2 separate regions of the Homo sapiens genome follow, and region 1 is linked to region 2. A link is a loop called in an ENCODE intact Hi-C map of the cell type or tissue named here. Cell type or tissue: tibial artery. All regions are shown on one strand.

Evidence for each region. Peaks named below come from ENCODE experiments on the same cell type or tissue, not always from the same donor. Only the 100,000 strongest peaks of a DNase experiment are listed, where the experiment ranks them.
Region 1: a loop joins it to region 2, with 2.0 times the contacts of the local background. A loop is called at or near these places in 4 of 110 quality-filtered maps.

The regions. Positions count from the first base shown.
Region 1 is chr1:231,205,161-231,209,160 of GRCh38, reverse strand. TRIM67 (tripartite motif containing 67) reads right to left here. Exons shown (of 10, transcript NM_001004342.5): 7 at 2,371-2,509; 8 at 1-214. Among named protein-coding and RNA genes, the nearest start is that of TRIM67-AS1, 20 kb to the right of the region's middle. In tibial artery, no CTCF peak of the experiment used is centred here; a DNase peak (open chromatin) is centred at 1,869.
Region 2 is chr1:230,993,154-230,997,153 of GRCh38, reverse strand. ARV1 (ARV1 fatty acid homeostasis modulator) reads right to left here. Exons shown (of 6, transcript NM_022786.3): 4 at 1,170-1,394; 5 at 1-33. Among named protein-coding and RNA genes, the nearest start is that of ARV1, 16 kb to the right of the region's middle. In tibial artery, no CTCF peak of the experiment used is centred here; no DNase peak of the experiment used is centred here.

The DNA of each region.
Region 1 (4,000 bases), 210 kb before region 2:
TCCTTGACCACGCTGGCCCTGGCCACCCCGAAGGCGGGGTCTGGGTGGTTGTCGTACCGGTCCACGTGCAGCTCCCAGTAGTGCACGCCCTTGGAGAACGCAGCTGTGCCCAGCACCACCCGGTCGTCATAGCTGCTGCAGGTGGCTGTCTGGTTGTCATTGGATAAAATGATGTCCCGATGCCCAGAGTTGGGGTCAAATGTGAACCAGGCCACTAAAAAGGGAGGAGGTGAGAGGAGCAGGGTCAGGGGATGGAATTTGCTAGTAGTTTCTAACCGGCTCAGAGACACAAACACATTCGCTTCTGTTAGAAAGTCGGCACCCAGAAGTGAAGGGTCTTTCCTGTATGATTACCACACACGTGCACACACACACAAACGTACACACATGCACACACTCCCTGCTCTGTGTTCATCCAAGTTGCCAGCCCTACGAGCCTGGCCTTGCCAAGGATTTTCAGGCCTCAAAACCTCAAATCTAGATGCATTTTCTGGTCTTGGTTTCTAAAACCCTTCCAAATGCTCACAGTTAGAAATACAGGAGGAAATAGCCTGGGAGCAGTGGTCCACGCCTGTAATCCCAGCACTTTGGGAAGCCGAGGTGGGTGGATCACCTCAGGTCAGCGGTTTGAGACCAGCCTGGCCAGCATGGTTAAACTCCGTCTCTACTAAAAATACAAAAATTCGTGGCCGGGCATGGTGGTTCACACCTGTAATCCCAGCACTTTGGGAGGCCGAGGCGGGAGGATCACGAGGTCAGGAGATCAAGACCATCCTGGCTAACACAGTGAAACCCTGTCTCTACTAAAAATACAAAAAAATTAGCCGGGCGTGGTGGCAGGTGCCTGTAGTCCCAGCCACTCGGGAGGCTGAGGCAGGAGAAAGGTGTGAACCTGGGAGACAGAGCTTGCAGTGAGCCATGATCACGCCACTACACTCCAGCTTGGGCGACAGATCAAGACTCTGTCTCAAAAAAAAAAAAAAAATTCGCTGGACATGGTGGTGGGCGCCTATAGTCCCAGCTGCTTGGGAGGCTGAGGCAGGACAATCACTTGAACAGGTTGGCAGAGGTTGCAGTGAGCCAAGATTGTGCCATTGCACTCCAGCCTGGGCAACAGAGTGGGACTTCATCTCAAAAAAAAAAAAAAAAAAGTACAGGAGGAAATCGATATTGATGAGCCACCTCATGGGTGGGAGATTTGAGACACAGAGAGGTGAAGTGATGTGGCCAAAATCACAAAGCTCAATTCTCCATTTTGCAGCCCATCAGGTGGTGCCCCCTTTTGCTCCCCAACCCCCCAGGTTGATAGAAGTGAGTCCCTTACTCTAAAGTCATGACCACAATGCACAGGGCAAGGACCGCTCATCTCTGGGCAGGCAGGAGAGTCTAGAGGCAGAAGCTAGCGAGCTCTCCTCTAGGGGTGTACAAAGTGACTCTGCAGGTGGCATCATTTTCAGAAAAGTGTCCCTGGCTGGGCCTTTTGACACCAGCATCTGCTCATGCTCCTACTCCTCCCTGCCTCTAGGAGACCATCCAGCTGTGGCAGTCAGAGGATGTGTGGACTAAATGATAACAATGAATGCACGATTTGCCCTCTTCTTGGAGGCAGTGGGGAGCTGGAAACTGCCTCTGCAGCCTGGGCTGGGCCACACCTGGGGGAGCAGAACTCTCTTTGGAATGTGATTCCTATTTCTCTCATTGCTCTCTGCTAAGAACTCAGATGATCAAAATTCCACTGAATTAATATCAACATGCTGTTGTTGCCCAAGACCTAAAAGGCTGCAGGTAGGTGTATAAATCACTGGATGTGAGCTCTGATGCTGGGGATTAAAGGGCACTTTTCCGCTGTGAGAAAGGCTCAAATGTAGGGACTGGTGTGGGCCCACTGCATCTATCGTGGAGTTTTCTTGTCTGGGACTGTCCTACTCACTCCTCAGCCCTTGAGAAGTGGGAGAAGTTTAGCCTCCCTTAGCTACTTCACATTTAGTCCAGCACAATGGGGTAAATGAATGTTTCTTTCGTGGCTTGTAGGCCATGTGGGTGCAGCAAAGAGCTGTGTGTGCAGAGCAGGGTGAGGCGTATGCACCTCAACCGGCCCCTCCGGCCCTGCACTTCCTCCCTCCCCCATCTTCAGCAGCTCATCCTTTCCCCTGGTCCACGGGATGAAATGTGGGTTGGCCCTAGGAGTCAATCTTTGTCCTTTGGGAGCCCGCCTGTGGTCCCAGAAGGGCACGCCCTTGGAGAACCCAGCCGTGCCCAGCACCACCCCCCACCCCTACCCCATCATCATAGCTGCCACAAGTGGCTGTCTGGTTGTCACTGGATAAAATGATGAATCTGTTCTTCCCACTAAGAGATCCCGATGCTCACCATCGGATGTCTGCAGGACGACAGTTTTACTGTAAGGCCCGACACCAGAAGAGTTGAAAGCTTTGACTCGGGCGTTGTAGGTGCTGTTGAAGTGAAGACCGTCGATGGTACACAAAGTCTCCTTACCGACGTACACTTCCTGAAAGAGAGCAATGCTGCTCACCAGGCTCCTCTAGCATTTGGAAAGCTCCTCTTAGCAAATGGCTTCTGGAAACACATTGACATTAAAAGTGCTGTTGCCAGGTGTAGTCCCAGCTACTCAGGAAGCTGAGGTGGGAGCATCGCTTGAGTCCAGCCTGGACAACATTGCAGGGCCCCATTTCTAAACAATTTTTGTTTTTATTTTTTTGAGGGACAGAGTCTTGCTCTGTTGCCAGGCTGGAGTGGAGTGGCGTGATCTCGGCTTACCAAAACCTCCGCCTCCCGAGTTCAAGTGATTCTCCTGCGTCAGCCTCCCAAGTAGCTGGAACTACAAGCATGCACCACCATGCCCAGCTAATTTATATATATATATATATATTTTAGTAGAGATGGGGTTTCCCTATTTGTTGGCCAGACTGGTCTCGAACTCTTGACCTCAGGTGATCCTCCTGCCTTGGCCTCCCAAAGTGCTGGGATTACAGGTGTGAGCAACCATGCCCAGCCAAAAAATTAAAAAAAAAATTCTTACCAAATAGAAGTTATTAAAAAGGGAAATTACATTCAGTCATGGCTGGCTCACAGAACTTGACCAACTTGGGCATGAATGCCTTACTACTGGCTGCCCGGCCCCTCTGCCTGCGAGGCGGCGAGGCGTGATGGGGTCCTGGTGAGGCAAGCTTCCTGGGTCTGCAGCCAGCCAGGATACTGACCAGGAACATCCTGACTCTGCCAAGGTCTACCTGGTCAACAAGACTATTGAGCCACGGGCACATCCACTTCTTTGTCTCCTCCCACACCTGAGGCTGGCATCTTCCACTCCTTAGCCCTCCTGGAGCTGCTGTTTTCTGGTCTTTCCAAAGGGTGAGACATTTCTGCATCTGGCCTCAAAGATACTTTTCTTTCTTTCCTTTTTTTTTTTTTTTTGAGACAGAGTCTTACTCTGTCACCCAGGCTGGAGTGCAGTGGTGTAATCTTGACTTACTACAATCTTTGCCTTCCAAGTTCAAGTGATCCTTGTGCCTCAGCCTCCAGAGTAGCTGGGACAACAGGCATCCGCCACCATGCCCGGGTAATTTTTGTATTTTAAGTAGAGATGGGGTTTCACCATGTTGACCAGGCTGGTCTCAAACTCCTGACCTCAAGTGATCCATCCGCCTTGGCCTCCCAAAGTGCTGGGATTACGGGTGTGAGCCACCGTGCCTGGCCCCCAAAGATACTTTTCTAAAGATTGATCTTGTTCTCCATTAGCTTCAAAGTTACCTTTGTCCTATTCAACCCCCCAAATGCATAGCCTTTTGCCTCTCCCATGTCATTATTTTCTGCTAATTAAATAATGTGGTCTAAGATCACAGCTAATCCATATAGGAGCCACAGCTCAAATCCAGGTCTGTCTGCATGCAACATCCACACTTTTCCTACTGTAAGACCCTCTTCCTTATAAACCCTAGCCCTTAGGTCTAGCTTTTGTTAGTGGCCATGTCTCAAAGAG
Region 2 (4,000 bases):
AGAAGGAGAGCTTACGGTTGATGTTTAGGGTCACTGGAAAGGAGAAGGCAGCCAATAAGTTCAGAATTAATGAAACGATATTGACATGTAAATTTTCGGGTAGTATGAATTGTTTTGTAAAGCTGTTTTTGGAAAAATCAATGTTTGTTCTTATTAATCTATGCTGTTACCTTCTCCCACTTTTCCATCTACACATTTTTAGAGAACCAAAGCCTCTACTTACAACAAAACACTGAGCCCCTTCTCCTCATATCAAGCGGCAGATTCCCGTGAATATCAAAGGAGAAAACAAAAAATTCTAACGCTATAAGAGAATAACGACAACAACAACAAAATGATACTTTCAGTGTCACAGTTTGCAAGATGACAAGCATTCTGATAAAAAGTATCAGGTAATAAGTTCATTTAAAATAGGACTTCGGCCAGGCACAGCGGCTCATGCTTGTTCCCAGCACTTTGGGATGCCAAGGTGGACAGACTGCTCGAGCCCAGGAGTTCAAGACCAGGCTGGCAACATGTCGAAACCCTGTCTCTACAAAAATTTAGCAGGGTGTGGTGGCATATACCTGTGGCCAGCTTTTCAGGAGGCTGAGTTGGGAGGATCACTTGACCTCAGGAAGTAGAGGCTGTAGTGAGTTCTGATCACATCACTGCACTCTAGCCTGGGTGACCAAGTGACACCCTATCTCAAAAAAATAAATAAAATAAAAATAAATAAAATAGCACTATGTAAAATATATGGGAAAAATGAAGACACACAGGGCTGCTCTTCCTGATATAGTAGAAATTGTCCTGGATTGAGAGGCAGATACTCAGCATTCTCTCCTGACTTGATAACTGCCCAGCCATGTAACGTCGGACAAGCCACTTAACCCTCAGAGCCCCAGGAGCTCATTCATAAAATCAAATAATGGCAGTTCTACTAACCTCACAGGACAGAGATGATGCATATGAGAGCATTTTGAAAACTATAAAGTACTATATGGTTAAATGTAACAAACACTGAGTACCTGCTATGTATAAGGTGCTATAGAAGTGTTAGGTATTATTACTATGCGATGAAGAATTCCAGTGTTCAACAGGTTATATAAAAACTGCACCCCAGAAACAAGGCTTTAAGCTTTTTATGGGTTGAAAACTGAGAAGGCAGAATAAACACATAAACATACCTCTAATTGCCTGAAAATTTGATGTAAGAACAAATACTTTAATGAGTTTGAGGCACACAGATGTGTAGTCATGTTCCCAAATGACAGCTGGAATCAGCAAGAGTTTTCCGTAGCTAGATAATAATAATGCTTTCAGCAGCAAAATGAAGTTGGGCTTTTTTTTTGCCGTCATGGGCCGTTCTACCCACAGGAAGGTAAAAATGCCAATAAAATAGGCAGTTTGTTCTAAAGAAGAAATGGAAAATAAAAGTATGAATGTCCCCATCCAAAATATATCCCCTTAAAAACAAATAAACCACCATTCTAAAATACAGCTTATCAGCTGACTTCATAAGAAATACTTTCTCAAGATCACAATCTCTTTTTCTTCTTCTTTTTGTTTGTGTGTTGTTTTTTTTTTTTAAATAAACCCCTGGCTTTTGTATTAGATCCTGCTGGTATAATTTCAGAAACATTATCCACTGAAGAAAAAGTAACTCCATTAGAATTGTAATCATCAACTTTCTGAAGTTCCTTGAAGGAAGTAAGATTCTGCTTAAACATCTTCAGTGTAAGAGATCTCCAAAGAATAAAACAGGAGAATGCAGGCTTTTCAGTCTGAAAGATGGGACCTATCGTAAGAATGGGATAACACAGGAAGACATTTTTCTCTGTGCATTCTTCCACTATTTAAGTGCCTATTATCCACATGATTTTTTAATATTGTTAACTGAGACTTCCTTTACTCATTTTAACAACATTTTAAAATGCAATTCCTTACACTTCCAGAAAGTATTCATAGGACAGAGTCCAGATTAACAGCAGCAATAGTTCCACTGTGTCCTATGGTCAGAACACAGCACAATCTGTTCAGCTTCTATTAACTAGGAATTTAACATCTCTTTTAACTGTGCTGTAATTTTTATTAGGATTGTTAGTCATCCGATTACCCAACTGTATCCATTCTGAGTGGCCAGTCCCTTATTTTATTTTTTCCCATATAAGCTATGTTATTAGCAGTTTAGGTTTCTGCAGAATCAGGTTTCTCTGGACACATGTATTATATTACAGCAGAAACAACTATCCTCTTTTTTAAACTTAATAAAGCCAAACTAAAGAGGTTCCAAATGTAGGTAATTAGGATCAATAAAAATAATTTAGGGGCTGGGCATGGTGGCTCATGCCTGTAATCCCAGCACTTTGGGAGGCCGAGGCAGGCGGATCACAAGGTCAGGAGATTGAGATCATCCTGGCTAACACGGTGAAACCCCGTCTCTACTAAAAATACAAAAAACAATTAGCCGGGAGTGGTGGCAGGCGCCTGTAGTCCCAGCTACTCGGGAGGCTGACGCAGGAGAATGGCGTGAACCCGGGAGGCGGAGCTTGCAGTGAGCCGAGATTGTGCCACTGCACTCCAGTCTGGGCGACAGAGCGAGACTCCGTCTCAAAAAAAAAAAAAAAAAAATTAGGATGGTTAACCTCCATGAAATATGATGTATTCTTCAAGGGAGACATGCTATCTCCCTTCAAAATAACTAAAAGACTTGTCAGCTACAAGAATGTACTCAGGTAGATTGTAAAGCTTGGATTTTGGATAAAAATAACAATAAATAATTCCTTGAATGAATAAATAGTGAAAGAATAGCGAATAACAAGAACCATCTAACAATGGTGGGTTGACTCCTGTCACTGGAGACACTCAAAGCTACAGCATCTCTCAGGAGTCTAGACAGAAAGATTTCTTGCGCCACACAGGCTAGACTAGATAACCTCCACATCTTTTAAATTTAGGATTTACGAGATTTATGGAACTACACCAGCCCTCAGGCTCTCATCAATCAGGTCAGTTCAGAAGGAGCTGCTACCTACGTATAGAATACTCCAGTGTGGAAAACACTGAAGGGGGTCGGGAGACTTTCCTCAGTTTCAGCACTAGTGACCCACTGTGAGACTTCGGGAAAATCTATGCATCTATGTTTCTGCAGCTATAGATGGGGGAACCCCTAACCTACCTACCTCAGAGGATGATTGTGAAAATTAAATAATTCCTGTAAAAGCAGTTTTTAAATTATAAAATGCTTTATTTATGTAAGATATTCTTTTAGTTTTTTGAGACAGAGTCTGTCTTGGTCATCCAGGCAAAAGTGCAGTGGCATGAACATGACTCACTGCAGCTTTGACCTCCTGGGCTCAAGCGATCCTCCTGTCTCTGCCCCTCAAGTAGCTAGGACTACAGGCACATGCCACCATGCCCAGCTAATTTTTGTATTTTTTGTAGAGACAGAATATTGCCATGTTGCCCAGGCTGGTTTCCAACTTCCGAGCTCAAGTAATCCACCTGTCTTGGCCTCCCAAAGTGCTGGGATTACAGGTGTGAGGTACCACGCCCGGCCAAGATATTCTTTTGGACTATACAGTCTAATTAGGGATTAGACTAAGACACATAAAAAAGTTAAGTAATAGTAGAAAGAAACTTCTGATTAAGCATCAAAATATCTACTACAGAGTAGTTGCTATAAGAATTCCAACCCATTTAAAAACAAGCCTGGTTTTTAATAGTATATACAAAATATGGACATATAACAGTTTATCTTTAGAAATTTTAAGAAGGGCCAGGAACAGTGGCTGATGCCTGCAGTCTCAGCACTTTGGGAGGCCCATATGGGAGGACTGTTTGAGCCCAGGAGTTCAAGACCAACCTGGACAACAGAGTAAGATACTGCCTTTACATAAATTTTTTTTTTTAAATTAGCCAGGCACAGTAGCATGTACCTGTAGTTCCAGCTACTCAGGAGACGGAGGCAGGGGGATCCCTTGAGCCCAGGAGCTCCAGGCTGCAGTGAGCTATGACT